5 separate regions of the Homo sapiens genome follow, and all the other regions are linked to region 3. Evidence: chromatin loops called from intact Hi-C (ENCODE). Cell type or tissue: heart right ventricle. All regions are shown on one strand. Each heading gives the region's core, and the rest is flanking DNA. Links, peaks and the distances in the headings are about the cores only. Region 1 holds the start of GMCL1 (germ cell-less 1, spermatogenesis associated). Region 2 has its middle 17 kb from the start of ANXA4. Region 3 overlaps AAK1 (AP2 associated kinase 1). Region 4 overlaps ANXA4 (annexin A4). Region 5 has its middle 27 kb from the start of ANXA4.

Region 1 (6,074 bases), core at 1,257-5,256, 270 kb before region 3:
TGTGACATATATTTCAATAATTACGTTAAATATAAGTGGTCTAACTACTAATTGAAAGGTTAGATTGTCCTGTTGGACAAAAGAAGCAAGACTCAACTATATGCTGTTTACTTGATATCTGTTTTAAATATACACAGGTAAAAAGTGAAAGGAGGGAAAATAAGATATCATTCAGACATTTATCAAAAGAAAGTGGCTGATGGATACACTACAATCCCAGACTTCACCACTACTTGTTATATACATGTGAGAAACCTGCAGCTGTACCCCCTAAATATAAATAAATAAATGTATATATGTATGTATGTATGTGGTAGTGGCTAAATTACTAGGGATAAAGAAGGATGAACATTTTGTTATGATAAAGGGGCCAATTCATCAAGGAGACATATTTACTGCATGCTTACATTCTAGACATTGTGCATTTGTTTGTTCTCATATTTGTCAAAGCCTAAAAGGCAGGTATTTATATCTCCAATTTACATATGAGGGAAATAAGGCTATTAAGTGCAGAATACAGACAAGAAGTCAGAATTTTTTTTTTTTTTTTGAGACAGAGTCTCACTTTGTCACCCAGACTGGAGTGCAGTTGTGCGATCTTGGCTCACTGCAACCTCGCCTCCCAGGTTCAAGCCATTCTTCTGCCTCAGCGTCCCGAGTAGCTGGGATTACAGGCAGCTGCCACCACGACTGGTTAGTTTTTATATTTTTAGTAGAGACAGGGTTTCGCCATGTTGGCCAGGCTGGTTTTGAACTCCTGACCTCAGGTGATCTGTCTGCTTCAGCCTCCCAAAGTGCTGGGATTATAGGCATGAGCCACTGCACCTGGCCAAGAACTCAGAACTCTTAAAACTATGCTATAGGTTGGCAATGGTGGCTCACACCTGTAATCCCAACACTTTGGGAGGTCAAGGCAACAGGATCACTTGAACCCAGGAGTTCCAGGCCAGCCTGGGTGGGCAACAGAGTGAGACCTTGTTTCTACAAATAAAAAAATTAGCTGGGTGTGGTGGTGCATGCCTGTGGTCTCAGCTACACAGAAGGCTGAGGTGGGAGAATTGCCTGATTCTGTGAGGTCGAGGTAGAGTGAGTCATGATCCCACCACTGCATTCCAGCCTGGGCGACACAGCGAGACCCTGTCTCAAAATAGAGAAAAATTTTTCCAAAGGAAAAAAAAACTATGCTACACTGACGCTTCAAAAAGGTTACAGGGTCAGGCATGGTGGCTCACACCTGTAATCTCAGCCCTTTGGGAGGCTTAGGTGGGAGGATCGCTTCAACCCAGGCGTTTGAGACCAGCCTGGGCAATATAGTGAGACTCCTTTAGAAAAAAGCTCCAAAAATCAAACAAACAATTAAAAAAGTTACTGAATAGTATTCACAGTAGGGGTACATTTTTGTATAATAAATACAAATATTCATACAAAAAAAGGTACAAAAGGTTTTATAAACCAAACTATTAAGTTTTTAATCTATGATTCCTTTTTTACAATATATAACACTTGTATAGCAAAACCTTTTTGAATCTGCTTTTAAAGTTTAATTTTAGGCCGGGTGCGCAGTGGCTCACGCCTATAATTCCAGCACTTTGGGAGGCTGAGGCCAGCAGATCACCTGAGGTCGGGAATTTGAGACAAGCCTGGCCAACACGATGAAACCTGTCTCTACTAAAAACAGAAAACATTAGCCAGGCGTGGTGGTGCGCGCCGGTAGTCCCAGCTACTCGGGAGGCTGAGGCACAAGAATCGCTTGAACCAGGAGGTGGAGGTTGCAGTGAGTTGAGATCGCACCACTGCACTCCGGCCTGAGTGACAGAGCAAGGCTCTGTCTCAAAAAGAAAAAGAAATCATTTAAAAAATTTCATGTGTGACCCTACCAAATAACCTTTAAAAACAAAAGCAGAAAAACCAAATTGTTTGTGTAAGCATATATTCTACCTATAAACTACATTCCAGGTCACAAGTCAATATTCCATCTTTCAACTCATCCAAAAAAAAAAAAAAAAGGGGTTAAACAAGCTGCAGCAGCACCGCCCTACATACAGTACATCCACGGTCAACGACTTCATCAACTACTAGAAACTTGCACAGACTCTGTTCCTAGTTAGGAACAAATGTACACTATTGATAAACTTCACCTTTACAATTAACAAGAACTCCTGTGTGCAATTACTTACCCTCCACTGAGTGGGCGACAATAAGAGTGCCTATTTCAGAGATTACATTTAGTGTCTGTACTAAGGCAACCGGATGCAAAACAACTTACTCTGCGGCTACCCACTTGAGAGGGCAAAGGTGGACTGGGAAGGCCAGCCAGCCGGGCGTCTCTAAGGTTTAACGAGACGCGAGCTCGGGCTTGGCGTTTCTCATCCTCATCTTGGGGCTGTAACAACACCCTGGAAGCGTCTGTGGTTGAAAATGCGGAACACCTGGCGTCTCCCAAGGCGCTCCCCAGTCCGCCCCGCATCGGGCCGGCTTCCACATTCACCCTGTCAAGGGCACGTCCCCTCTCCATAGGCTGGGGAGCGCTGCACCCCGCAAGCGCACGAGGCGCCGGCTCGGCCCCAGGCCCAACAGGTGCGGGTCCGGGTCCGCGCGGGTGCGTGCCCCCACGTACCTTCGAGGGGTGTTGAGGAGCCGCTGCTGCTCGTCCCCCTCCTCCTCATCCTCGTCCGTCTCCGAGTCAGGGTGACAGTAGCAGAAGGACCCGCTGCTCCGCTTGCGCTTGTGGCTGCCCGCACAGTAACAGAATCCGTGGCCCGCCGCATCGTCTCCAGTGTCCGGCCTCCGGGCCGAGCCCCCCGCCCTGGCACCCTGCGCCTGCTGGGCAAGGGCTGGTCTTGGCTGGCGCAGCACCCGGCTGCTCAACGATCCCATGGGTCACGGCTCCCCGAGACTTCAGGGAGCCCAGAGAAGGGGGTCTCCCGCCATGGCTCGGCCGCCGCCGCCAGCCTTCCCCGAGCGCAGGTGCCTACACCGCCACCTTCTCACGCGCAGCCCCAACCGTTGCAGCGGACGCCACAGTCTCCATCCTCTTCCCCGCCCGCAGCGTCCGGTCGCGCCGCGCTCTAGCACCGCAGCACCTCGCCCCCTCGCTTTCGCAACAAAGCGCGGGACGGAGGGCGCATGCGTACGGCGAGCCTCCGGAAGGGGCGGGGCAAGGCGTGCGTGCGTGGCAGGTGGAGCCTGCGCACAATCCGGCGCGCCAGTGCAGGCTGGTGTTTTCGGGCCTGCGGTGGGCGTGGCCTCTGACTAACCCGAACTTCGGCGTAGACGTAGTGTTAAACCGTGGTTCATACGCGCCTCTGTAGTGGCAAGACCTGGGACTCCAGTCACTCATTGTTTCTACAAAGGTGCCTTGAGTCCCCGGTGCTTATGGGCCTGTGCTAAGCTAGTGGCAAAACCCCGAAGCTATTTGGTCTCCTTGCGGGAGCTCGGCGCTTGCTGGGGCCACGCTCTGCTTGCTTGGGCGTGGCCTCCTGTGAGAGGGGGCCCTAGGATGAGGCGATATGCTGGATTCCTGGGCTTCCTTAACATGAGCCCTCCCCTGCTGTAGACGTGAATGGAACCCGTTAAGTTATGGGAACGTTCCCGGCACTCCTTTCCTTTCCTCTCAAGTGCCAGTGGGATGTCCGAATAGGGTCTGGCACCATGACTGTCTGGACTCAAAAGTGCCTTCAGGAGGCCCTAGCAAAATTTACTAGTGTCTGCTTGGAGTAGTAGCAGCTCTTGTGATGGACTCCGGACAGCCAGCGTTCATTCCCTGACTCCCTTCTGTTACTTTTTAAGTAAAATAATGAAAATATTTCAAATAGAGTAATACAGATTCCTGTGGACCGACCACTAGCTTGAAATTTTATCAGACTTGCTTTCATTCTTTTTTCCTCCCAGCTTTATTGAGGTGTAATCAATGATTCATTCTTTTTTAAATAGAACAATACATATAGGCAGAAGCCCCTGCGTACCTCCTCCATCTCATTCTGTCTCCCTCCCCAGTGGCAATCACTGTGCTGAGAATGTTGTATATCATGTCCATGCATGTCCTTATATGCATACCCATAAATAATATTTTCTTTTGCATGTTTAGACATATCATGGAATGGAATCATAGTTGTACCTCTCATTGTGCACCTTTCTCCTCTCTCAAAATTATACTCTCAAGATTTATCCATTTGGTCAATCGCTAGATAATTTTCACTGCTCATTGTATGACTGACCCATATTTGTTTTTACATTCCTTAGTGAGAGAGGTTATTTCTACTTTAACGGCCTTACAGAGCAGCAATGAACATCATGTGCAATGGATTCACCAAGCAGATTCCCAAAAGTGAATTTGCTGCGAAATCTGCAACTTTGTTAGCTATTACCAAATTGCTCTCTGGGTTGATTGCATCAAGGTACCAATTTAGACTCCCATTGGCAGTATACGTAGTTTGAGGGTCCCCGTGGACTAATGTCTGATTCATGCATGAGAAATCTGAACCGAGAGAGGCTAGCCGAGGCAGCTTGGGGTGGAGGTGGGAGGCGGAGAATAATGGCTGCAGAGGGATCAGCTTGCATACACAGAATTTGCCAGCACAAAGAACGTGCAGGTGTTTCCCATGGAGCAGATGTGGACCACCATGAGACAGCTTAGGTCCTGCCCAACAGGCCTGGGAGGAAGGCAATGAACTTCAGCACTGAGAACCTCAAAGAGTCACCAAATTCCTAGAGGCTGAAAAAGGAGTACACATTTGCCTTGCCAGAGGAACCTCAGGTGAGTAGCGTGATGAGGTTGACAAAGGAACCCACAAGAATGCCCACAAGAATCAACTTTAGTCTGTCAGGGTCACATAGGGCTGATCCTCTACCACCACAGCAATGACAGTCAGGTAACAACTTTCCTGCTCCCCTTAACTCTCTTCTTTGCTACAACCCAGACATGGTAGGTTGGGGCAGGGGGAGAACATTGAAGGAAACCTAGGTGGAAAAAGAAGAGAAGCCCATGGTCTCCCTTTCCCCAGAAACCAGCTTCCTACTTGCAATAGGCCAGAGGTGAGTGAGGGAAGAAGCATCAACTGTAAATCAAGCTTGCAATTTTGACTGGATATATTACTTACTAAAATGACACTGTTTTATGACCTTAAGGGACTACACAGTAGGACTTTAAAACCTAAGAGTGAACAGAAAAGTCATGACTCTATCTGAATTTACATCTGAAGAAGGGGAAGAACTGCCCACTGAATAAATGTAAGTGGACAGTGGGAGGGAAAAACAAACATAATTATATCTCAAAGTCATGCTAATTCAATATGACAAACATTCGTCCAGGGTGACTTTATCCCACCTTCTAGAAATCTTCTGGTGAATCAATGCTATTTGTTTTAAAATTTTGGCTAAGCTACATATCATTTAAAGATAAAACTTCTACCAAAAAAATCACCATGCTTCCAAAGACAAAGCTGATGTGGAGATTCTGTGGTCTTCTGGGAAGGCATTGAAGTGGTAGTATTATTTCCTGTAAGTAACTGGAGTGACTAAATATTCACATAAGTAGCTTCTACCAGTAGCTGTAGCTTTTATAATAAACAACACTAAACTAAAAAATTCTTATTATTTCACTCACCAAAATACAATGGATGCTATAAAATCAACAAAAAAGGCAAGTATTCCCACTATAAGAATATGAATGTCCTTTATACATTTATGATATTTAATATAAATGGTCTACTTAGAGCAGAGGGCATCACTCATTTCCAGAGAATAAGTTCATACATTATTTTATGTTATTGAGTAGTGTTTGGCATATGTGAACATTAGCCAGTAGGCACGCATAAGACTAAATATGATTTTTTTTTTCTTATCTTGTAATTCCTGTAGAAACTGAGTAACACAAGTCCTTCAAAAATAGCTCCTTTCAGGGGCCAAGATGAAAAACCTCAGAAGGTGAAAAGTGGATCAGAGAAAGACTATACCTCACTTTAAAGACACTTTTTTTTTTTTTTTTTTTAGATGGATTCTCGCTCTGTCGCCCAGGCTGGCGTGATCTCGGCTCACTGCAACCTTTGCCTCCTGCCTCCTGGGTTCAAGCAGTT
Region 2 (6,074 bases), core at 1,149-5,148, 170 kb before region 3:
AGGATAAGATATTTACAATACATGTATCAAAAAAGGGCTCATAGCAAGATCATATAGAGAAGCAACGAAGTAAAAGCACTATGGAGCAAAAGCATGAGAAGAACAGGATATTTACATATTGCCTCATTATATATTTATTAACTACAAGAGAAATAAAATAGTAACAGTACAGTGGAGACACAAGACAGATACCACCTTAACCAAATGATCCAAGCTAACTTTACCACTGATAAAGTATATTGACATTGTGTTCTTCCTGATATGAACTGAGAAGGATACATTATTTCTTGCAAAGATCCATAACCATATTTAACTTGAGTGTTTCCTTTAGACAAATACAAATTGAGGGCACTTTACAAACTAACTGGCCAGTTCTCTTCAAAGACGTTAAGGTCACGAAAGACAGACTGAAGAACTGACTTAGGTTAATGGAGACTTAAGGAGACATGGCAAGTAAATACAATGTGTGATCCTGGCTTGATTCCTGGCCCAGAAAAAGACATTAGCGAGACAATTGTTAAAATCGTAATAAGCTCTGAAGATGGGTACCAATGTTAATTTCTTGATTTTGAGATTAGCTACAGTTATGTAAGATATCGAGATATCAAGCCAGATGAAGGAAACACAAGATTTTTTGTAGGCTTTTTCCTGAGGTCTAAAATTATCTCAAAATGAATAACTAAAAATAAAGAAAAAATTAAATTTTTGTAAAGTGCCTATTCAAATATTTTGCAGTAAATTGGTAAAAGACTTCAACAGCACTTTATAAAACAGAATATCAAAATAGCCAATATAGCACATTAAAAAAAAATGCTCAACTTGATTAGTCTTCAGGGCAATGCAAATCAAAGCCTGGTGAGATACTGCTGCACACACCAGAATGTCCAAAATGAAAAAGACTAGTTATACCAAATGTTATCAGATTGGAGCAACTGCTACTCTATACACTGCTGGTGGGGATGTAAATTGGTAGAACCACACTGAGAAACAGTTTGGCAGCATCAATTTAAGCTGAACAAATGTGTGTCCTATGACCCAGCAATGCGTAACAGTGTTCATGAAAAGACATTTTCAAAGAATTTTATAGGAGCATTATTTGTAATAACTAATAACCGAAATAATTTACATGTCCATCAATAGTGAAACGAGGCTAGGCACAGTGGCTCATGCCTATAATCCCAGAACTTTTGGAGGCCAAGGTGGGAGGATTGCTTGAGCCCAGGAGTTCAAGGCCAGCCTGGGCAACATAGGGAGAGCCAGTGTCTAAAAAAATTAGCTGTGCGTGGTGGTGCACACCTGTAGTCCCAGCTACTCGGGAGGCTGAGGTGGGAGGATCACTTGAGCCCAGAAGTTCTAGGCTGCAGTGAGCCAGGATCATGCCACTGCACTCCAGCCTGGGCGACAGAACAAGACCCTGTATATATATATATTTGCTTGTGTGTGTGTGAAATGAATAGACCGTGGCATAGTCACATAATGGAATACAATACAGCAAGAGAAATATCAAACTACAAGTACACACAACAACGTGGATGTTAATATTGTGTGATGAAAGCCAGGCACACAACAGTACTTCTTATTTTATGTTATTGATAGAAAATTCAAAAGCAAGTGCAATTCATCTATGGTTTTAAAAGTCAGGATAATGGTTACCCTTGGGGTGACTAGAAGGGTTTCTGGGGTTCTGATAATATTCTGTTTCTTGATCTAAGCACTGATTACATGGTTGTGTTCACTTTTGGCAAATTCATTGAGCTGTGTGTTTCTCTGTATGTATGTTATGCTTCCATTAAAAGTTTATATTAAAGAAGTCAATCTTTTAGGCGAAATCATCGCATTTTTCTAGCATAGTAATAAAGACACAGCTAGTGTAAGCTGACAAATGAGTTAAACTCCTGAGCTGAAGAATGCTTGGATTGGCCCTGTATTAGTCTGTTTTCACATGCTATAAAGAACACCCAAGACTGGGTAATTTATAAAGAAAAGAGGTTTAATTGACTCACAGTTCTGAATGGCTGGGGAGGCCTCAGGAAACTTACAATTATGGCAGAAGGTAAAATGGAAGCAAGGCGTCTTACGTGTTGGCAGGAGAGAGTGAGGGGGGAAGTGCCACTTTTAAACTATCAGATCTCATGAACTCACCCACTATCATGAGAACATCACGGGGGAAACCGCCCCCATAATCCAATTACCTCGAGGTCCCTCCCTCGACACCTGGGGATTACAATTCGAGATGAGATTTGGGTGGGGACACCCAAGAGCACCCAGAGCAAAACCATATCAGGCTCTTCAGGAAAAATTATTTTCAAAATACACAATTGATCTCACTGAATAGCTCTGATAATTTTCTCAGCTGCATCCTGACAACTGCATAGTGAAAAAAAAGTCACAAGAACCAAATCATGAAGTGATGACTAAACATATTTTACAGAATTTTGTGCATTTATATATGTGAAAGAAAAACTAATAAAATGTCAGGTAAAATGAGGTGGCTCTTAAAATGCCATTGTTTTCCTTAAAAATAAATGATTACTTGATTTTTCTAGGAAAATACAAAACAGAGGCTGTGAGTGATCAAGAGTCTCATTTAGCCTCTTACAGTGCACATTAGCCTGAAGGCCACACACTCCCTTCACCCACTGTTTGCTCTTCTCTGAGCCTTGAGCCTCTTCAGCTCATGGGAATTGACTTTGAAGGTGGACAAGACGATGTACCAGCGTGATGGAAGTGTTCTGTGTCCTAATGGGGGCGGTGGCTACACTGGTGTATACATTTATTAAACTCACTGAACCGTACACTTAAGGCACACTTTTAAATACATTTAAAGGCACACATTTGAAGTGTATGGTATATTTATTTGGGGCAGCATTCATATATTTAAATAAATATACAATAAATAAATATATAAATAATAAATATACCATGTATTTATATATAAATAAATAATAAATTTATATATTTATAGATTTAAGTATATGGTATATTTATTTGGGGCATCATTTATATACATTTAAATATATAAATGATGCCTCAAATAAAAAGATGCCGAAATGATTAATGCTAAAATGATAGATGTTAATATATATGTTAATATGTTATATCTCTGTAAATAGCTATATGTCACCTTGAGTCAGAATTTATTAAACTGACATCCATTATGTTATCAGTAAGCCCTCCTGGCATTTCTCAGGTGGATGTCAGGAAGCTGAGCTCCCTGTGGCTTGACCTGCGTCTCCTGGGTTTAAACATCGGCTGACTGCAGGAGTCAGAGGGAGAAGAAAAGGAGACAGGCTGTGCATGAACTTGACGAGTGCCATGAAACAATTATTCCACTCAATAAAATTTCTTGACAGGATGAGCAGGTATTTTCAAATCGCATAATAATGAAGCTGGGATCAGCTAAACGTTCCACACGGACAGCGGCTGCAACCCAGCTTCCTCTCAAATTCCATCCTCAGGAAAGTGTTTCCAGTACTTAGGCGAGGACGCCATCTAGTGGCAGAAGAAGCAACCACAGGGCGAGAGCAGCGTGGCCGAATGAGTTCATCTTTCTTGCCCCAGCTTATCTTTCTTTCTTGCCCCAGCTTATCTTTCTTTCTTGCCCCAGCTTATCTTTCTTTCTTTGCCTTTTTACAGAACTAAGGTCTCTTGGCAGAAGGTAATTCTCCACTAGTGGACTGCCGGTGGTGGGTTAGTCACTCACCAAAGGGCTTGAAAGGATCTTCTGAAAAGATGCTTTGACACTGAAGAGAATTGAGGGGGCTCTTTTGAAGGGACAGAGTCAGACACTAAATCTCCCCTAGCCAGGACAGTAATGGTGACAGCTGGGGACACAAGGCTGCAATTAGCCCATACCTGCCTGACGTATTTGTACTAATTAGAAAAAGTCTTCTTTTATATGGGGGGATGAAGCCCCAGGGTGCACGACTTGGTAAATGGAATACTGGCTGTTTTTCAGCGGCCCTCCCTGCTTCTGCCAGGAACTCTTGTACAGTAGACAACCTGCACGACCATGTGCTGCAGCCCTTAGGCAGCAATAGTACCTTCTCCTGGCACCTCATTTGCCCACAGCAAACACCAGTTTCTAGGAGATGGGGCACAAGATGGGTACACCCACCCTCAAATGTATCCTTAAGGTATTTGGATAGCCATTGTTGCATGTGGATTTCCATTTCTTTTCTTTTTCTTTTTTTCTTTTTTTGAGATGGAGTTTCACTCTTGTTGCCCGGGCTGTAGTGCAATGGCGCGATCTTGGCTTACCGCAACCTCCGCCTCCCGGGTTCAAGTGATTCTCCAGCCTCAGCCCACCGAGGAGCTGGGATTACAGGCGTGCGCCACCGCGCCCGGCCCCATTTCAACAGTTCAGAAGTTTTTAGCTTTCGGGCCTAGGTTTTGAAAGCCTCTTGCAGCTGAAATGGAGAAAGGGTAGGAGCTTCTCATGTAGTGTCTTTAGGAAAATAGCATCACAGGCTGGGTGCAGTGGGTGGTGCATGCCTGTAATCCCAGCACTTTAGGAGACCAACGTGGGAGGATGACTTGAGCCCAGGAGTTTGAGATCAGCCTGGGGAATATAGCAAGACCCTGTCTCTATTAGAAGAAAGAAAACAAAATAAAATAGCATCACACAGCTATGTCATAAAAGACTGTAGTGTGGGATTGGACATCCAAAGTTATAGATAAACGGCATAAGAAATTTTATGTCATAAAATTTGTGGATAGACAAAAGACACACTGCAGAACTAAAGGAAAATGTTTATTCACTTAGCTAACATTTCCTAAGTACCCTGGTTGGAGACATTGGACTAGGAAGAGGGAACAATGGTGACTAGAACAAGAGTCTCTCTGCTTGGCAGACTCCATGGTCATCACCACATCCTTGCCCTAGAAAATGCCTGCTCTCCTCCCCTAGTCCACACTGCAAAAAGCTTGTCTTTTTTTTGAAGCCTTCTGGAGTTCAGGAGTTTCTTCATATCACTTTGGAGGCATCTTTTAGCACATCTTATTATAATTACTACATATTTATTTAGTAGCTTTTACCTCCCCCTGAATCAGCTTATTGTTTCTTTGTTTTCTATTTCATTGGTGTTTGCTCTTATCTTTATTATTTCCTTCATTATACTTTTTTTTTTTTTTGAGACAGTCTTGCTCTGTCGCCGAGGCTGGAGTACAGTGGCATGATCTCGGCTCACTGCAACCTCCACCTCCCAGGTTCAAGCGATTCTCCTGCCTCAGCCTCTCTAGTAGTTGGGACTACAGGATCGTGCCACCATGCCCGGCTAATATATATATATATATATATTTTTTGGTATTTTTAGTAGAGATGGAGTTTCATCATGTTAGCCAGAATGGTCTTGATCTCCTGACCTCGTGATCCGCCCACCTCGGCCTCCCAAAGTGCTGGGATTACAGGCATGAGCCACCATGCCCGGCCTATTTCCTTCATTATTCTTTCTTTAGGTTTACTCTGCGCTTTTTTCTATTGTCTTTAGTTGAACTCTGACCCATTTATTTGTTTTTGCTATTTTTTATTGTAGTTAAATACATATAACATAAAATTTGCCGTTTTAAACATTTTGACGTGCATAAATTCAGTGGCATTAATTAAATTCACGATGTTGTGCAACTATCATCACTATTTCTAAAACTTTTCATCACCCCCAACAGAAAGTCTGTATCCATTAAGCAGTAAATCCCCATTCCTACCTCCCCCGAGACCCTAGTAACCTCTAATCTCCTTTCTGTCTCTATGAATTTGCCTGTTCCCGATATTTTATACAAGTAGAATCATATAATATTTGTCCTTTTGCGTCTGCCTTATTTCACTTAATGTAATGTTTTTAAGGCTCATCCATGTTGCCGCATGTGTCAGAACTTCACTGCTTTATATGGCTGAATAATATTCCATTGAATATACATACCATATTCTGATCCATTCATCTGTTGATGGACACTTGGGCTGTTTCCACTTTTTGGCTATGGCGAATAACGCTGCCGTGAACACTGGCATGCAAGCGTGAGTTTGAGTCTCTGTTTTAAATTCTTTTGAGTATATACCTATAATTATGTCTTTACAT
Region 3 (6,074 bases), core at 984-4,983:
TAATTTTTGTATTTTTAGTAGAGACGGGGTTTCATCGTGTTAGCCAGGATGGTCTTGATCTCCTGACTTTGTGATCTGCCCGCCTCGACCTCCCAAAATGCTGGGATTACAGACATGAGCCACCGTGTCTGGCCTGTCTTTGTTTTTTAAAAGTCTGAAGACCATGATCTCATGTTGATATCAGAAGTAAAAGAGATTTTAGAATTTATGTAATACCCTCCTCTGTGTATTGCAAATTCTCACTCACTGTCTTCTCCCAGCAAAGAACTAGGCACTTCTGTCATCTTTGCTTATTTAGCAGGTAGAAGTCCAAGTTATCTCAGTAATTTCATTGGTGACTCCATGATCCTATGCTTATTAAAACCTTTTATCAGGAAAGTGATGGGAAGCTGCTAATCCTAGGAGTTTAAATGTTGAAGGATCTATAGGGAAGTGCAAATTAAAACCACAACAAGATGTCACTACACACCCACTAGAATAGCTAAAATGAAAAATACAGCACCAAGTGTTGGTAAGGATGTGGAACAAACAGAACTCTCGTATGTGGCTGCTGGGAGTGTAAAATAGCACAACCACTGTGGAGTACTGCTTGGCAGTTTCTTATACATAAAGGGAAATAGTCACTTGGCATATGACCCAACAATTCCATTCCTGGGTACATACCTAGGAGAAATAATTATCTATGTCCATAAAAAAGACTTCTGTATGAATGTTTAATTCATAATACCCAAAAGCTAGAAAAAATTCACATGTCCTTCAACAGGTGAATGAAGAAACTAATTGTGGAATATGTATACAATGGAATACTAGTTGACCAAAAAAACAAAAACTACATGGAACGATGAAGATGAATCTCAGAAATGTTATGCTGCGTGAAAGAAGCCAGACCAAAGCAGTGTATACTGTAGGATTCCATTTATTCTAGAGCAAGCAAAACTATAGGGATGGAAAGCAGATCCAAAGTTATTTAATACACGGGGTGGTGAGGGAGGGGAGGGGAGATTGTCTGCAAAGGTACCTGAAGAACTATCTGCAGTGATGGATTGGCTGTCGCCACAGCCACTCGTGCGGGTATATACAGTTGCGAAAACTCATCAAACTGTACACCTAAAATGGGTGGATTGTATAATATATGAAGTTGATATAAAAATAAAAATTTCTAAAGATGAGGGATCTTATCTGAACTCTGCCACCAACTAGCTCTGTGCATTCTTGTGAAAGGAACTTAATCTTTCTGCATGTCTTTCCTGTTGGGAAAATGAATATGATAGGTTGCTCGCCTACCTTATTCAGTCATTGTGTGAATACAAATGAAATAATTTATTTTGAAATGCCTTTAAAATAAGTCGTATACACATGCTGGGTGGGAGGAGTATTCTGTAAACTCATCTTGAGGGAAGAAAGATAAGAACTGTGGTGATGAATGTCTGAGCTAATATTTATATATATGTTGGAATTCATTTGCAAATCATCTTTTAACTTTGTGGAACATGAGCTGTGTCACTTCCCCTTCTTGGCTTTGAGTAAAATGAAGGTGTTAGACTAGATCAGACATAGAAAACTGGAGGCTCGGAGATTATCTAAAGCTTTTCAGATGTGTTTTCTTTGGCCTCTGTGCTATGGTGACCTGAACAGCATTAATTTAAAAGGTGACTTGTTGCCAGTGTTTAAATGTGGAGATTTCACATACAATTTTGGGTTTCTAGCTCATCTTTAGAAATTAGCAGATCCGACAAAACCAGGTCCATATTCCCACATGGCAACAATGATCTGGAGTTGCATGGTGGCCATCCCATTACATGAGCCATCACATTCGTTTCCCATATTCTCTGCTACTATCTGTATGTAGCCTTTTCTGTCTTCTGTAGACACCTTAAGTAGAGAGTTAGTTCATTATTGAATGCTCACTGTGTGTTAAACACTATTTTATGGCATGACAATCCAGAGGCAAACCAAACAGACAAAACCTCTAAACTCATGGTGAGCTATAAATAGCCATCCACATCTCCATCAACAATTAGGGGGAGAAAGACCAAAAATGCTATATATTTTAGGGAAAATGGGAGAAAACGTGTTTTCTTCTGGACATAAAAAAAAATCCTACATATTTAATAGGCAAAGCATGTCTGTGTCAAAATTATCCTGCCTACTTCACTTGCTTGCTTCACATAATAGATCATATCCTTTTTATCTTTATGATTCAATAGATTCACAGATGAGATTATCTGAGTGTTTCAAAAAATGCCAGTAGGCAGAGAGACTGACACAGGCTACTGAATGTTAAGATTTTCTTACCTCTGTCCAAACCATTAGGTTTTTCCTTTTAATCTAGATCTTGGGATGCAACTCAGGCTGAAATAAACATCTCTATTGACAGTCTTCTCTGTTGACAGCCTCCTTCCGTAATAGCCTGAACCCTCTTAAGCTCTGGCTGAGAATCTCATCACCCTGATCCGTGTGACAGACAGGGCTGTGCACGAGAAGTATCTTGAATGGCACTATCTCCTCTCTTCTAACCTAGTTTACATCTCCATTTGGCCAACTACACAGTGATAGTGACCAACATCTTTAGACTGACAAGTCCTGTTAGGCGTGGATTTTGATCTCGTGATTTAAATGCTTCTCATCTGCAGATAAGCCCTTTTATAGGCATAGATGCTTGACAATGTGGCTTCATCTGTGTTAAGTAAAGTGATTCACTGATTTGCTTTTAGATTTATCATGGTCATAGGCTTTGAGAATCTGGGCTGGCTCTTGTCAGCCATTGTGCTTACTGGATTGCATGGTAGGCGACTGACCCATTTCTTCAGTCCTGGCTGTAAAGGTCATCTTGCTACCTACAAAGAAAACTACACTGCTCCCATCTGGTGGTAGTTATCTCAAATTGCAGCATCTGAAAGAGTTGCCTTGTCCTTCAGCAGTGACAGGCATCATTGAACTGTAGGAAATACCTATTCCCACCTTTTGTTTCACAACATTGTCAGCTGTTTCCTTATTACCTAAAGGGTATCACATGGTTTTTATAGGAGAGAGAACCACCCCACCTTCTGCCCATAACTAGCCATGGGACTCCTAAGCCTCTCTTGGTTTGTCTATGCATAAAGCAAAACACTTGGACTTAATACTCTCTAGGAGTGCCACTCTTGTGAAGTCTGTAGTTCCGTGATTTTTTAAAAAATTCTAAATATCAATGAAGTGAATCCTACTTATACTATTTACAAAACAATTATGAACATACATAGAAATTTTGTAATTTACACTACTATTTTCCTCAATTCTGATTAATTATAAGAGAACATCATGGATTTAATAACTTTGGCAGGGGGTGGGGGGAAGAAAAGATAAATACCACTGCATTAAATGCACATTTTTATTACAAGACATTCTGATACCCTAAAAAGCAAAATGTAAAAAACATGCATTTTAGAATTGAGGAGAGAGAGAGTGTGTGTGTGTGTGTGTGTGTGTGTGTGTGTGTGTGAGAGAGAGAGAGATAGATAAGACCTCTAAGTGTCAATGCTACTTTTGAAAATGGAAAATGTTATTGAGATACAAAGATTAGAGAGATGACAGTTAAAATTAAAGATTATATGATAAATTTTAGTGTTTATTTGAATACTGAGGAACATTGTAACAGGAAATATGCAAACATGCAGTCTCTGGTAAATCATTATCACAGTCCACATTCGGAACTGAAGCCCATTAAATTTCTTTTTACAAAATTAGGTGTGTATTTTATGAAAACGTGCAATAGTGCTTTATGATAAAGGCTCTTTATGGTTGCAAGGAACAAAAACCTACTCAAGCTAACTTGAAAAGAATAACTATGTAAAGATACAGCAGGAAATGCCATGGGCATCAACAGACAGGTACTAAAGTGCCGCTGAGCCTTGGGGGAATTAGAAGGGCATAATCAGGACCCGAGGCTTTATTTCTCAGAGGCCTAAGATCTCTGTAATGGTTGTTTATTGATCTGTATCAATTTTGCATGTGGCTCCTAACCCAGTACTATGTCATAACCCCAATTCAAATTCCCATACTGAAGACTTACCTCTGTGTTCACCTCTATACAATTAGTGACCACCTCTGTGCAAGAATGGCATACTGATTTTTTTGCTGAACAGAGTCAATGGACAGGATATTCAAGCTAAATGATGACAATGTACAAGGCAGGCAGATGGACTGAGCGTCCAGTGTAACTGCTACTTACTCCAAAGCCTTCAACTTTGACAGCTTTGCCTCACTTTGTCTAACTCCTGTCACCAATGGCATTGAACACCTCATACAGTGCTTTAGGAGTGAGGATGAGGTTAGGGTTCTAAGAATTTGGGGAATGCTGTGGTGTAACAAATTTAGAGCACTTGAGAATTCCTGTAGAGTTATATACATTTTTTTTTTTTTTTTGAGACAGGGTCTCTTTCACCCAGGCTGGAGTTCAGTGGCGCAGTCACAGCTCACTGCAACCTCCACCTCCCAGGCTCAAGCCATCCTTCCCACCTCAGCCTTCCAAGTAGCTGGGCCATAGGTGTGCGCCCACCATGCCTCGCTAATTTTTGTATTTTTTGTAGAGACAGGGTTTCGCCATGTTGCCAAGGGTGGTCCTGAACTCCTGAGCTCAAGCGATCTGCCTGCTTCAGCCTCCCAAAGTTCTGGGATTACAGGCATGAGCCACCACACCTGGCTTATATATTTCTGTTAATGAATTGTGAACTGTCTTTTAGAGAAAGGTCAGTGTGGACATTAAAAAGTCTCCCCAATAATTGTCATACTTGCCTTGTGTATGCTATGTGGAATAGCACTTTCTTACCCTTATCATGTATCTTCTCAACAGCCCAGGAGGTAGGGAGGTCCGGAAGAATCTTTAGGTCTGTTTCTAGATTCGAATTGAGTGATAGGATGAGAAGAAAAGAAGAGGAGATTCTTGAAATTAATTGACAACTATTTATAATAGAAATTAGTGAAATAATTTCCTAGCCTCTCTGGTATGAGGGAAAGTGTGCTCCACTTATGCTTTTAAAAATGTTTTTGGTTTGAATCAGATGTCTTTGAGCCTCTGTATTCTTCAGCTGGTAATTGTTTAAAGGGGAAAATAACACCCAATCTCACAGAACTGTGTTAAGAATTAAACAAGAGCATCAAAATACCCAAGACAGGGCTGGTACAGTGGCTCATGCTTGTAATCCCAGCACTGTGGGAGGCCAAGGTGGGAGCCCAGGAGTTTGAGACTAGCCTGGGCAACATAGCAAAAGCACTTCTCTACAAAAAAGTATAAAAATTAGCCAGGAGTGGTGGTGTACACCTGTAATCCCAGCTACTCGGGAGGCTGAGGTGGGAGGATCGATTGAACCCAGGAGGTCAAGGCTGCAGTGAGCAGTGATCACGCCACTTCATGCCAGTCTGGGCCACAGAGGGAAACCCTGTCTCAAAAAAAAAAAAAAAAAAGTACATAGGATAGTACTTGTAATGTAGTACTACCCATTTATCTGTTTATTTGTAGGTTATTTGGAAAATAATTACTATTCTTTTGTTATCCTAAGATAGGTGTTTGGGAACAATTTCTCTGACTCTTGCCACCCACTCCCACAAGTAATATCTCCAAGTTCTGAGAATCTAAGAATGTGTTCTACAACAGGCTAGCCCTAAAGGCTGGCTGGCAGTGGCATTAGTACCATTAGCAGTGACAGTGGCAACCTCCAGCCACCACAGTTATGTGGCTGACTTTTTGAACATTGACTCAAAAGAGCTTGTGTGTGTTTCTCTCACAGGTGGATTTGCTATTGTATTTCTGGTGAGGACAAGCAATGGGATGAAATGTGCCTTGAAACGCATGTTTGTCAACAATGAGCATGATCTCCAGGTGTGCAAGAGAGAAATCCAGATAATGGTAAGGCTGCCCCTTGGACTTGGGACTGTTTAAAATGGAGGCAGAGATTGTACCCTCTCATAAGAAAGCCAAGCGGGGTTTGTTCCCTTCCCTGAGATGGTACAGAGGCCTCTGTACAAAATGGGACTCAACAGCCATGGGATATAGGACACCGCCCTTGCCTTGGTCACTCTCAGCTGGAGGGCAGAGG
Region 4 (6,074 bases), core at 1,401-5,400, 260 kb before region 3:
GGTCTACATTTTTGTTGTTGTTGTTTTGTTTTGCTTTTTTTTTTTTTCTTTTTTGAGACAGAGTCTCACTGTGTTGCCTAGGCTGGAGTGCAGTAGTGCAATTTCAGCTCACTGCAACCTCTGCCTCCTGGGTTCCAGTGATTCTCCTGCCTCAGCCTCCCAAGCAGATGGGATTATAGGCATGAGCCACCATACCTGACTAATTTTTGCATTTTTGTAGAGACGGGGATTTCACCATGACGGCCAGGCTGGTCTTGAACTCCTGACCTCAAGTAATCCACCCGCCTCAGCCTCCCAAAGTGCTGGGATTACAGGCGTGAGCCACCGCACCTGGCCAAAGACTACATTTTGACCTTCCCTGCACCTCCTGTGATTCTCAGCCTGCAGAGTACGATGGAGGGTTAGGAATACGGGCTCTGGAGCTAGAATGCCAGGTAAACACCTGGCATTCTTGCTCCATACTTCCTCACTGAGAATCTTGGGCAAACTGCATATCCTTTCTATGCCTCAGTTTCCTCATCTGTAAATTGGAGGTTAGTAATAGTACCAGCCTGATAGAGCTGTTGTGGGGATATAATTAATCTATTAAAAACAGTGATCCATACATCCTAAGTACTCAGTAAATATCACCTAGTATTATTATTAGCAGGCACTCACTGAAGTATTTGATGAATTGAATTGGATCTTTCAGAGCAAAGTTTGGATAGGGGATATAAGTAAGCTTAAGAAGGTGGACACAAGATAACTCAAATTCATTTAGATGCTGAAAATAAGGCCATTTACCTTCATCGATTTATAGAGCTTTTCAGCAAAATATGCAGATTTGTTCCTCATGCACTTTACTGTCAAAGAAAAAAAAAGAAGAAATGAAAAGATTACAGATAAGACCCATGAAAAAAGAAAAGTGACAGTTGTTTCCTCTGTTTCTACAAGGTATCAATATTTGCTTTGCCAGGGAAATTTTAGCCAAGCAATGTTTCATGAACATAGGCGATGCTCTATGTATTTTCACAGATAGAAAGTACCCTCAATTTATCATCAAGTTCCTGGAGAAGTAATTGATAAAGTCTATCAAAGCAAAGGGTGGTATTTCATTTCAAAATAAGGATTACTGTATCTGCCATATGAGACAGTTACTAGTTCTAACCATTCACAGACTTGCAAGCTGCAGCCTGTATATCTGCACATTATTACCTTTCACATAGGACATACAAAGGCACAGAAGATATAAAATATATAAACCACATGGCACAATAGCAATCAGGTTGTATATAATATTTCTTGTTTAAAAATCTGGAATGTAACATGAGTGATTCATGATAAACAACTTTTATCTCTAAAAATAATTCTATATCCCCATATTGCAAACTGATAATGAGAAGGAAAATCTATAAACATTTGTTTCTCTACTCCCCCTACCAGCTTACCTATAGCCAGCAGAGCATCTTCAAAGCTACCAGATGTTTCAGATTTAATACTCTGTTCAATATCCTTCTGTGATATCCTTTTGTATTCATCAAACACTGCAGACAATAACAAAATAGTATTATTGGGAAGAAAAAACAGAGGAAACTAAAATTTATGGAGAGAATGAGCATTTTTAACTAGCCTACACTATTTATTCTTTGGCATATTTCAGGAGGAAACTAATTAGTAATGTGGGCAAGCAGCCAGGAGGGATGTGCAGAGTGGAATGGGCCCCAGATAAGGAGGAAGAAATGCTGTGATGTTTGGAGGACATCAGTCAAGTCCTTTCCCTTATCTGGGACCCTCACACATAAAATGGAGATGGCCTCTGGGGAGCTTTGCTTTCCTTTCTCATTGTTTCCTTAATAAGCAGAATGTGTCTTTTTGTGTTTTTGTCCTTGGCAATCACCTCCCTGTCATCTCCCTTTTGGCTCATCAAAACTAGAACAATTCAACTGCTTCAGAACTGAGTCACAGTTAATAACAGCTGGTTGCATCTTTTAAAATACTTAAACATAATTACATTTGTTGTTGTTTTTTGCCAAGTATTTTTGAATGTGGTGAATATGTTCCCCTCTCTTGCTGTCTCCTTCTGGAAACTTCTTAGAGCAGGTATCTATTTTATCTTCTCACCATCGCCTTCTTTGGGGTGCTGCCTCACTTCCATCAATGTGATTTTAACAGGGCTGTCAATCAAGGGACACCATACCCAACAACATACACCACAACCTCTGTCAAACACGTGAGCAGTTGACCCAGTCAGGACCCGTTAGACTCTCTCCTGGGAACTTTTTAATTGAGCAGCTCACGGGGATGGCCAAAAGCACTGCATCATCTTTACCCTCAGAGAAACCTATTAAACTTCCTGGGTGTCACACTCAGAGATTCTAATTCAGCCAGTCTGAAGTAGGGGGTCAATATTTAGCATTTTTAATAGAAAACGAACTTCAGAAACTCTGCTTTAGAAATAAAATCCATTATTCCCTTCTACTGAGACCCCCAGAACTGCCTTGATTTCTGTTCTTCCTGAAGGTGTTCAGCTGTCTGTTCAAATCTGTGAGCTACCAGTATTTTCCATTTTCCCTCCTGTGCCATTCTATATTATTTCATCTTTTCTTACTTAAATTGAAGTCAGTGTGTGTGGCTTGGAATCAAAGAACTTAATTGACACATTTTCTAAGCCTCAGTTTTCTCCACTGTAAAATGGGGAAAATAATTACTGCTCCATTGAGTGTTGCAAGAAACAATGCTTATAAAATGCTTAACACTGCACCTAGAAAATAGAACATTATTAACAAAACGGTAGTTATTATGAAATCTCACCATTATTGTTGGTTGGTAAGACAATTATGAAGTTTTCCTAGTCCAAACAGTGCTTAAAATATTTTCTCCCAGTGGCTTACAAACAGATATTTCATAACTGCCTAACTATTGACTTGTACCCAGAAGTGAAAATTCTTGCAAATGCATTTATGCACTAAATCGGCTTCTGAGGACCTGCAGTTCTTGGAAAACACCACCAGGGGGAGATTCCTGTTATTTGTAACCAGGCAAGGGAAGGAAGTGAAGAAAGAAGCTGAGTCAGAAGTTTGTGTACCTGATGGTAGCCCGGGATATTGATTAACAGGAGTAATCACCTGTTTTTTTGTCACTGTGAAAAACCTGAAATAATTACAACTTCAGAATGTGTTGTACTTCTCAATTGCTTTATGTTTTCAATTTAGCAAACTCATTCTCAAATTTCCCACAAGCTTTGCAAATCAGTGTGTGTGATTAAAAGGGTATGGTGGGTGGGTTTATAAAATTATAATGTACTTAAAGATCTAAAGAACTCGTATAAAAGATGAAATATCTTATTATATCCTTACTTGCTTGTTTAAAAGAATATGAACCTGACAGCAAATATTCTAAAATTGTCTAGTATCTTTCCCCCAAATAAGTTAAAATCACATTACAAAGTTTATATTTATCAGAAACAAATTAGAAACATATCAAATTTGAAATTATCCACTATTCATCTTATACAACATAACCCCTAAAGAAATCACTTGTATTAGCTTTACAGCTTGGATATTACACAGGAATAAATATCAACCAACATTGCTATTTTATTGCTACCTGATCTACTACAGATTACTTTCATATGTAACTACATTAGAATGAAAATACTGGGGCTACTTTAGAAAAAGGACTGACTGTGAAGGTCAGTTTCCTAGAAACAAGAATGCCAAACTTCTATGACTACATGCACTTTTTCTAATTATTCATAATTAATCTTTCAGAAATTAGCTTTCATATACATCATTGGACTAATACATTTCCAGGGTGAGAATCTAAGACACTTGGGTACAATCAGTTCTTTGTACCAACTGAAGGAGGAAGGTTATCAACTACTTATGGGCAATATAGTTTTTGCTATCTTTCACTCCTTTTCTTTGGGAAATGAAGTAAGTGCCTTACCATGCAACAGGTGATTTCGGTTCCGGGAACAGAGAACAGTTAGAAATTTCACCTCATCTGTCCCCCATTTCTTCTCTCCAGCCTCATACAGGTCCTGAAGCCAAACAAAGCACAGGTCTAAAATTCCAAAAACGATGTGCCAGGACACAGGCAAATATTTCCAGAAGCTCAAAGAGCTGAGCTGGCTTAGTTTTATTTTGTTGGTGATGGGGTTGGAAATGGTAGTGGTGAGTGGAAATGACTCAGGATCCTTCCTCAGGCATAAGGCTGTTGGGACCCTGTCATACCCCCCTGGGAGTCAGGGCAAACACTAGCAGTTCCCTAGCTGGAGACTACATGGTTCTATCTTAAGAGCTAAAAGAAATGCCCTAGATTTGGGCTGTCCCCTACAGTTGCCACTAACCACATGTGGCTGTTTAAATGTTAATTGAAATTAAATACAATTTAAAATTCAGCTCTTCAATCACATTGGCCTCATTTCAAGTACCCAGCGGCTACAGGTAGCCGGTAGTCACCCATACAGGACAGTGCAGATGTGGAATGTTCTCATCACTGCGGGGAGTTCTATTGGATAGCCCTGCTCTAGAATGATCTGTGATTTTCCTGAGGCTACAGGTCTCACAGTAGAACCAGGGACCCATTGCCAATTGCTTACATTCCAACCAGGTAGGAATATAGGAAACTCATTCTGCTCAATTTAACTACATTATTGCTCAATCAGAATTACTGTTCATTTTTAATAAGCAGCTTGCCTGTTACATTTCTCAAAAAGATCTTAACTCACACATATTGTGGCTCATTGGGCTTACCTCCATATACTCCCCCATTTTTTCACTTCTTTCTCTGATTCCCTCACTGCTTTAGAGTCAATTCACATAATCATAAAAATTTAAAGCTGAAAGCGTTCATCTAATTCACCTAATTCAAAAGAGTTCATCTTATTCAGCACTTCTGAAACTTGAATCTCAACAGGCTTGTGACAATTTATTTTATGTCAACTTGACTGAGCCATGGGTTACCCAGATTTTTGCTCAAACATTATTCTGGGTGTTTCTGTGAGGGTTTTTGGATGATCCAATATGGAGGAGGGGCCCTCATACAATCAGCTGAAAGCTTTTGTTTTCAAGAAGAGGGCTGACCTTCCCAAGAGTGAGAGGGACTCCTCCTGCCTGACTGCCTTGAGCTAGGACATCAGTTTTTTTCCTGCCTTTGGACTTGAACTGGAACATCAGCTCTTCATGGGTTTCCAGCCTGCTGGCCTTCAGATGGGAACTGCTCCTAGTTCTCAGGCCTTTGGACTCAGACTGGAACAAAACCATAGGCTGGCCTGCATCTCCAGCTTGCTGATTCCCTCTGAAGATCCTGGTACTTGCCCAACTCCATCCTCTCTCTCTTTCTCTCACACACACACACACACACACACACACACACACACACACACACACACACACCCCTCTGTGTCTCTCTCGCTCTCTCTCTCTATTGGTTCTGTTCCTCTTAAGAATTCTGACTAATACATTGCTTTAATTAATAAAGCATAGTTGTGGGCTGGGCACGGTGGCTCATGCCTGTAATCATAGCACTTTGGAAGGCCAAGGCAGATAGGTTGCTTGAGCCCAGGAGTTTGAGACCAGCCTGGGCAATATGGCAAAACCCCACCTCTACCAAAAAAATATTTAAAACTTAGCCAGGCATGATGGCACACGCCTGTAGTCCAGCTACTCAGGAGGCTGAGGTGGGAGGATCACTTGAGCCTGGGAGGTGAAGGTTGCAGTGGGCCGAGATCATGCCACTGCACAACAGCCTGGGAGACAGAGCAAGACCCTATCTCAAAAAAAAAAAAAAAAAAAAAGAATAAAATACAGGTTAGTGGAAGTGACACTGATCTCTGAGGCTAGATCATAAACAATCATGCAACTGCCATTGTTTCTATTGGAATGCTTGCTTTCTGGGTGCTCCTTCTTGAAACCCAGCTGCCGTGCTCCAAGAAGCCCAAGCCACACACATACCTCTATCCCCTCTAATGAAAGCAACAGGTTCTTTTTTTTTGCATAAAACAAAGTTGTTCATACCTCACAAACTGAATGGAACCAATCCCTCATTATGGTTATGTATTGGTTAAGAATACTGGGTCTATGGTCAGGCGC
Region 5 (6,074 bases), core at 1,418-5,417, 160 kb before region 3:
TGCAATCCATCTCCCAGTGGTAGCCTTCTTTGGGAATTCTGACCAGCTGGGGGGACCTTTCCCCACAGGTTCAAGCTTTTGTCTAGCAAATCTGGGGTCCTCACTTCTGTTATGTAGATGGGAAGCAAGGTTCTCCTGGGGTTACACAGCAGGAACTTGACATTTGGAGAATGTGATTGATGAGTTCTGTCCTCCCACAGAGAAGTCCCATGGTGAGAGAGGGCTCTAGAAGCCAAGTAGCCAGGGGACTTTCCAAACTAAACATCTGCTATGAAATGCAGACCGCACTGAGCTATGCCTGACCTAGCTAGACATACAGCCTTAGGGTATCAAGCATCTCCCTAGCCAGGGTTTCCCCATTAAAACTATTCCTTTTAATTCCAGCTTTCTTACTTAGAGGACCCCTGCTGAAACATTCTAGAGGGAAGGGAGTGCATAGGTTGTGTACGTCTCTTAGTTTGCCTGTCATCTGGTAGAAAGCCAAGGCCCATAGGGATCCAGGCACATTCTAGTTTAGTTAGTGCCTGAAACAAGCAAACTGGATGAGGTACCAGTCCCAGGCATCAGGAAGGCTCAGGGCATCTGCTGCAGAGGCAAGGCTTTGTGGGGAGGGGTCACAGGGAACAACATATTCCAAAGAAGATGAAACAAAGAAAAGCAAAGTTTCCAGTTAGATACGTGGAGTTAAAGAGGAAATGGCGGTAACAGAAAGATGCAGCGACGGGTAATTCCAGAAATGAAAAGGATGGGACATCAGGCCTTTCTGCTTCAACTCAAAGTCAGATCCCTTGAACTCACAAAATAATATTGGCTGATACCCTGGAGAGGGAGGCCTTTGTTACCCTCATTTATGATGCAGGAATAATGATCAAATGCCACCTGCTTGTGTCGATGAGCCAGGCCTGACAATTAAAGGGTGGGCGCCAGGATGGGCTTTGGGAGTGTGGGATGAAAGGCACTGGATGAGAACAAAGGGGCCATGGTGGGAGTTTTCCAGCACCAGCCTCAGTTTTCTGCACAGAAGCCTCCTGCCACCTCAATGCCAGCTTTGAAGGCATAGGCAGGCAAAGAAAACCAACAAGCCAAACAAAATGCATATGGATGCTTTTAAATGGGCATGTTCCTATTCAGTGGGCATGAATTGGAGAATATTCATCTTCAGCCACCTCCTGCACCCTCAGGGCGTCAGCTCCTCCTTCCAGGACCACTGAAGAGATGGAGCCCCCACCCCAGCCCCTCTGCTACACGATGCTGCTTTACGGTCTCCCCTGCACTTCCCTTGTTTCTTGATTGGTTTCTCTGGTTATCATCTGTTTTGTCTTGCCACAGTGTGATGCCAGGGAGCAGAGGCTGGACGGTGTTCTCCTCCACACAGTGCTTGGCCAGTAGTAGGCAGACAGCAAACAGCTGAATTGATGACTCAGAAAAACTTAAACATCGCCAACTCTGTCATCTCTTTTAGTAAACCTACTGGACAATTCCATTTAAATGTATGATACTTACTTCAAACTGCACATGAACAAAACACAACTCTTTTCGTTCTTGCCCTCCCCTCTGGCCAATGACCAAGTCAAAAACGTCGAGTCATTTTCCATCCTGAGCTCTTCACCTGGATTCCCGGAGCAGCCTCATAACTAATCCGCTGCCCTCCTGTTGTGCTGTCTCTCAGACCCGTTCTCCCGAGTGATCTTCTCAAAACGAGCTTGAGCATGTCACACCACTGCTTGAAACCCTTTGGGGGCTCCCTGTCGCCCTCACATAAAGACCAAACATTTTAACCTGACAAACAAGGCCTTCCCTGATGTGGCTCTCGCCCGTCTCTCCAACCCCCTCTGCACATCTCAGCTCAAGTCATCCTGAGCTGCTCGCAGTTCCTCGAGTGCAGCTGCTGTTACGTTCACCCTCTGCCTCTCCTCTTATCTTTCTGGTGAATCCCTTTTTTCCTGGTTCACCTGTTCTATGAAGACTTTTTTTGACCAGTATTGTATTTCTCAGGACTCTTGACTTTAAGGGACAGAAACCCAACACAAACTAGCTTCAGTTAAAAGGGGATGTATTAACTCATTTAAGTAAGGACTAGACAGAGCCACCACAGGAATGGCTAGATCCAGACACCCAAACAATGCTGTCAGCTCTCTCTCTCTCTCTTACTCATATGTACATGTATTTTGGCTTCTTATTATGAGTTGGTCTCATCCTTTCTTGCTAGAGGAGACTGTACTCACAGAGAACTCTAGACTTACATACAGTTTGATCACTCCAGGAGAGAGTGAGGCTTCTTTCTCCCAGTCTCAGGTTATTAAAATTATGGGAAAGGCTAAGAGTAGCCTGGCTGGTGACGTGTGCCCAGCACTTGGCCCATGACTAGAGGGACAGTGTTGTGATTGACCATGCCTTGGACTCTCTTTCTTGACCTAGGAAGAAAGAATGGGTATTCCTCTTGAGGGAGCAGCTGCCAGATAAAAGAGGGAGTCTGTTATCACATAAAGAGGGTAGACCACTGATGTCTCCTTCTTACCCCTCCCTCCACCTCCATTTATGTTCCCACTGCCCTCTGTGCATAGGCACAGAAGGGGACAAAACACATTTTGGACTCAGATAGACATAGAGCCAGTTACTGGCTTTATAGTAACTATGTGACTTTGGGAATGTTTTAAGCCTCTTCGTGCCTCTGCATTTGCATCTGTACAATGTTTTAGGGATGTGTTGTGAGGGTTAAAAACCTAGGCAAATTATCTGGGACATAGTAGGTACTATGGCAGTCATAACAATTATATTTGACCATCTCCCTTTTCTAAACCATGATTTGGCCAGGCGTGATGGCTTATGCCTGTAATCCCAGCACTTTGGGAGGCCGAGGTGGGAGGATCACTTGAGACCAGGAGTTCAAGACCAGCCTGGCCAATATGGTGAAACCCCGTCTCTACTAAAAATACAAAAAGTAGCCAGGCATGGTGGTGCGTACCTGTAATCCCAGCTACTTGGGAGGCTGAGGTGAGAATCGCTTGAACCCAGGAGGGGGAGGTTGTGGTGAGAGGAGATTGCACCACTGCACTCCAGCCTGGGTGACAGAGCGAGACTCCATTTCAAAAAATAAATAAATAAAATAAAATAAAAAACAAACCATGATTTGCTTGAGGCAGGGCCTTATTTTAGGCAAAATTTAACTTGGTTATAAGAGCAGGGCTCAAATATATGATGGATTGATTTCTGTCCACTGAAACAGGATGATACTGAAAGATAAGGCAAGTTTTGCAGATGAGGGAGATATTCAGTTCTGTCTTCTTCAATCTTGGCTTTATGATACTGGCCCATTGTTATTATGTAGTCTTCTGTTTCAAGCTCTCCAAAGCATCTCCACATCTGTTACTTGACTTCACTGTGTCACCCTGGAGGGAGGACCTTGCGTTAGGCTTCATGAACAGATCTGATGAGGTATCCACAAGACACAAGGTTAACCAAGAATGGGCAGCAGGGGGCGTTGTGGACAAGCCCCGGGGAAGCCAAGGGAAAAACTGCAGAGGTTCTGAACCTAGACCTGCCCAACGTCCTGCTGACCGACTCAGGCACCTCCGGACCTGGGTGTCTGGCTATTGATTGGGTACATGCTGAAGCACGCTTGCCTCCCAGGGCATCCCATCACAAATTAGGCCCCAGCTCTGGGATCTGGCCCAACGCAGGCCCTCTCCCATGTATAGGAGCTGTGGGGACAACACAGGAGGTTAATGGGAGCTCGGCCAGGATCCCAGGAAATAAAGCACTGAGGTTTGATACACTGATGGGCACACTGTGGACAGCAGGCTGGCTGGACTGGGGCAGGTGGAGTGTTATGTGAGTTTTCGGTCACGTGCCCTCGCCGAAGCCCCGTCTCTTATATTCTTAGGCTTCCTTCGGCTTCGGTTGCCAGGAGTAGGTGCTTGTATTCTATAGAGTCGTTTATATTTGAAATCCTGCATGGATGCATTTGGTCCTCACCGCATCCTTCCTCCCTTCCGGAAACTGTACGCTCCCCTCCTTAGAAGGTCACTTCTCCACTCCATGGGGTTCTGGTGGGGCTCCCAGAATGTGCCCACATCTCCACCCTTACCCCACCCCCCGGCCCACCCAGCCACTGGAGGTGGGAAAGAGCTAGGGCTTGTCAGAAGGCAGACCTTGAAGGAGAAGAGCCTCCCAGTAGGGAGGTCAGGAATGTGCTCAAAATCCAGGCTCAGATGTCTTCAAAAGCCTGGAGAGATGTCACCCACCAGGCACTGTGGTCTTTGGCAACTCATGTGGGACAGAGGTGTAGACTAAAGAATGTTCTGCCCCATTCTCTTGCGGAGGACAGAGCAAGGGAGAGTAGAGCTCCTTCCATATTCGAATTTCCCTTTCTCCTCTTCACGGCAGGGAGTCCGACCTTTGTGTTCCTCCATCAAGTGGAATTTGTGCTGCAGGGTAGACAGCGAAAGCTGCTGAGGCATAACCGTTTTTCCCCCATTCTTTCTTTTTGTGAAAGGCAAAACTCCTCAAAGTCCTAAACTGTTAAGAGAGTTAGGTGCCCCAAGAGGAGACGGGAGAGCGGTGATGCCTTCAGGGCAGCAGCAGAAGCAATGGAAGGATGGATGAGGAACCCCACAAAGGGGAGAGAACTCTGGAGTCTGTGAAGAGCGGGGAGCTGAGACCCAACTCGTTATGTTACGGGTTGTGTGTTGCTGGATCCGGCAGGTAACAGCTTGCTGGACTGAATGTTAAAGTCTCAAGAGTTTTACAAACTGATTGACTTTACTTTTTAAATTGGCTTTATTGAGGTGTACAATTTACATACTTGGAAGCAGCTATGGTAGAAGTGTTTTTACACCATGGAGATTGGCACATACTACAATTCAGGGCTTTCTCTCTGCCCCAGAGCCAGCTGCTAAACATTTACCAGCACACCACCGAACATAAGAGTGGCTTCTTCCAATCTTATCATCCACATATCGCTTCTTCCTTGGGGAGAATGAGTGACAAGAATGGGAGGGAGAGGGCCAGAAAGTGTGTTACACCAATAGCACTCCCCTGAAAATGGAGTAGAGGTTCTTCATGGAAACAAAGAATGGAGATAGAGGGGCTCCCTCTACCTTCCTTCCATCCTTTCATTTTCTTTTTTTTTTTACTTCATAATAATGACTATACTGAAGATTTCAGGAAAGAATAGGAGGCAGCAGGGTGGTGGTTGAGAGTAAGGCTTTGGAGTCAGATGGCATTTGGGTTCCCACAGCAGCTCTGCCACTCTCTAGTTGTGTGGTGTTGTATAAAGTGAGCAAGGTCAGAGTGGGAAGTATTGTTGTATGTATTTAGGGTAGAAGCCAGTCCACTCTGGTCATCTGAGCTCTGTTGGGGATCTTCATTGGCCCCAAAGAGTCCTGTTTTCATCTTCTCTGAGCCACTGCAATGAATGAATGGTGGTAGGCGTCCACAAACCTGGTGCACAAAATGTGGATAGGATTTAGGTGATATCTTCACAACTCAAGAAGAACCCAGGCTTCAACAGTCCAAGAAGCTGTAATCTCCTTCTTCTAGGCACATCTGAAAACAAAATGCCAAATGGGAGGTCCTGTTGCTAATGTTGGTCCTCCAGTTCTTTACGAGGGAGTGGGTAGATCCCATGGCCTGTCTGAATGTCACTTTCCTCATCCATAGGGTAGAAATGACAGGATAACCTCATTATCTTTTGTGAATCCATATTAAAAGGCCCAGAACCATTGCAAATTTGTTACTGAAACTTTCTGGAGTTCCCCAGTTGGATCCAATTAGGATCATTACTGAGATGGTTGTCTCCCCTAGGCTGAAAGAAAAATGCCACCGTTAACCTTTAATCATTCACAACAAACCCAAAGAAAAAGTCCTTGGCCCAGGTCCTAATAGGGCTATTAAAGCTATTTTCCTATTCAGCTGCTTAGACTCGGAGTGAATAACCCGGTAATTTTCTACTGCTTCTCCCCACGGAATGTAAAGGACCAAGAGAGTGAACTCTCCTAACTAATGCGCTTTAAGGCAGGGGCCAGATTTTACCTTCCTGTCTCTTGGTTTGCTTCCACCCTCCAATTTTCTCC

The links. Hi-C counts contacts between places; a loop is a spot of excess contacts. Peaks named below come from ENCODE experiments on the same cell type or tissue, not always from the same donor. Only the 100,000 strongest peaks of a DNase experiment are listed, where the experiment ranks them.
Region 1: it touches region 3 in a loop (2.8-fold over the local background); 48 of 110 quality-filtered maps call a loop at or near these places.
Region 2: a loop joins it to region 3, with 5 times the contacts of the local background. A loop is called at or near these places in 101 of 110 quality-filtered maps.
Region 4: a loop joins it to region 3, with 5 times the contacts of the local background. A loop is called at or near these places in 48 of 110 quality-filtered maps.
Region 5: it touches region 3 in a loop (18-fold over the local background); 102 of 110 quality-filtered maps call a loop at or near these places.

What each region holds. Positions count from the first base shown.
Region 1 is chr2:69,826,696-69,832,769 of GRCh38, reverse strand. It overlaps GMCL1 (germ cell-less 1, spermatogenesis associated), which reads right to left and starts at 3,110. Exons shown (of 14, transcript NM_178439.5): 1 at 2,618-3,110. The coding sequence starts at 2,877. It overlaps LOC124906021 (a long non-coding RNA gene), which reads left to right and starts at 3,239. Exons shown (of 2, transcript XR_007086846.1): 1 at 3,239-4,756; 2 at 5,992-6,074. It overlaps ANXA4 (annexin A4), which reads right to left. Exons shown (of 13, transcript NM_001153.5): 13 at 5,658-6,074. RefSeq lists silencers at 2,446-2,621, 2,569-2,648, 3,029-3,258 and enhancers at 2,232-3,152, 3,669-3,758, 3,153-4,074. In heart right ventricle, for the core only: a CTCF peak has its summit at 3,074; DNase peaks (open chromatin) are centred at 2,449 and 3,189; H3K4me3 peaks cover 2,742 bases; H3K27ac peaks cover 1,964 bases.
Region 2 is chr2:69,722,248-69,728,321 of GRCh38, reverse strand. It overlaps a transcript of ANXA4 not described here. Among named protein-coding and RNA genes, the nearest start is that of ANXA4, 17 kb to the left of the region's middle. RefSeq lists an enhancer at 3,564-3,613. In heart right ventricle, for the core only: a CTCF peak has its summit at 3,497 (motif pointing left); a DNase peak (open chromatin) is centred at 3,491; H3K4me3 peaks cover 515 bases.
Region 3 is chr2:69,556,670-69,562,743 of GRCh38, reverse strand. It overlaps AAK1 (AP2 associated kinase 1), which reads left to right. Exons shown (of 22, transcript NM_014911.5): 3 at 5,766-5,884. Among named protein-coding and RNA genes, the nearest start is that of SNORA36C, 40 kb to the right of the region's middle. In heart right ventricle, for the core only: a CTCF peak has its summit at 2,862 (motif pointing left); no DNase peak of the experiment used is centred there; H3K27ac peaks cover 1,386 bases.
Region 4 is chr2:69,814,048-69,820,121 of GRCh38, reverse strand. It overlaps ANXA4 (annexin A4), which reads right to left. Exons shown (of 13, transcript NM_001153.5): 9 at 3,928-4,021; 10 at 1,428-1,523; 11 at 784-842. Among named protein-coding and RNA genes, the nearest start is that of GMCL1, 13 kb to the left of the region's middle. In heart right ventricle, for the core only: CTCF peaks have their summits at 2,763 and 2,982 (motif pointing right); a DNase peak (open chromatin) is centred at 2,981; H3K27ac peaks cover 671 bases.
Region 5 is chr2:69,712,242-69,718,315 of GRCh38, reverse strand. It overlaps a transcript of ANXA4 not described here. Among named protein-coding and RNA genes, the nearest start is that of ANXA4, 27 kb to the left of the region's middle. In heart right ventricle, for the core only: CTCF peaks have their summits at 3,268 and 3,467 (motif pointing right); a DNase peak (open chromatin) is centred at 3,485; H3K4me3 peaks cover 361 bases.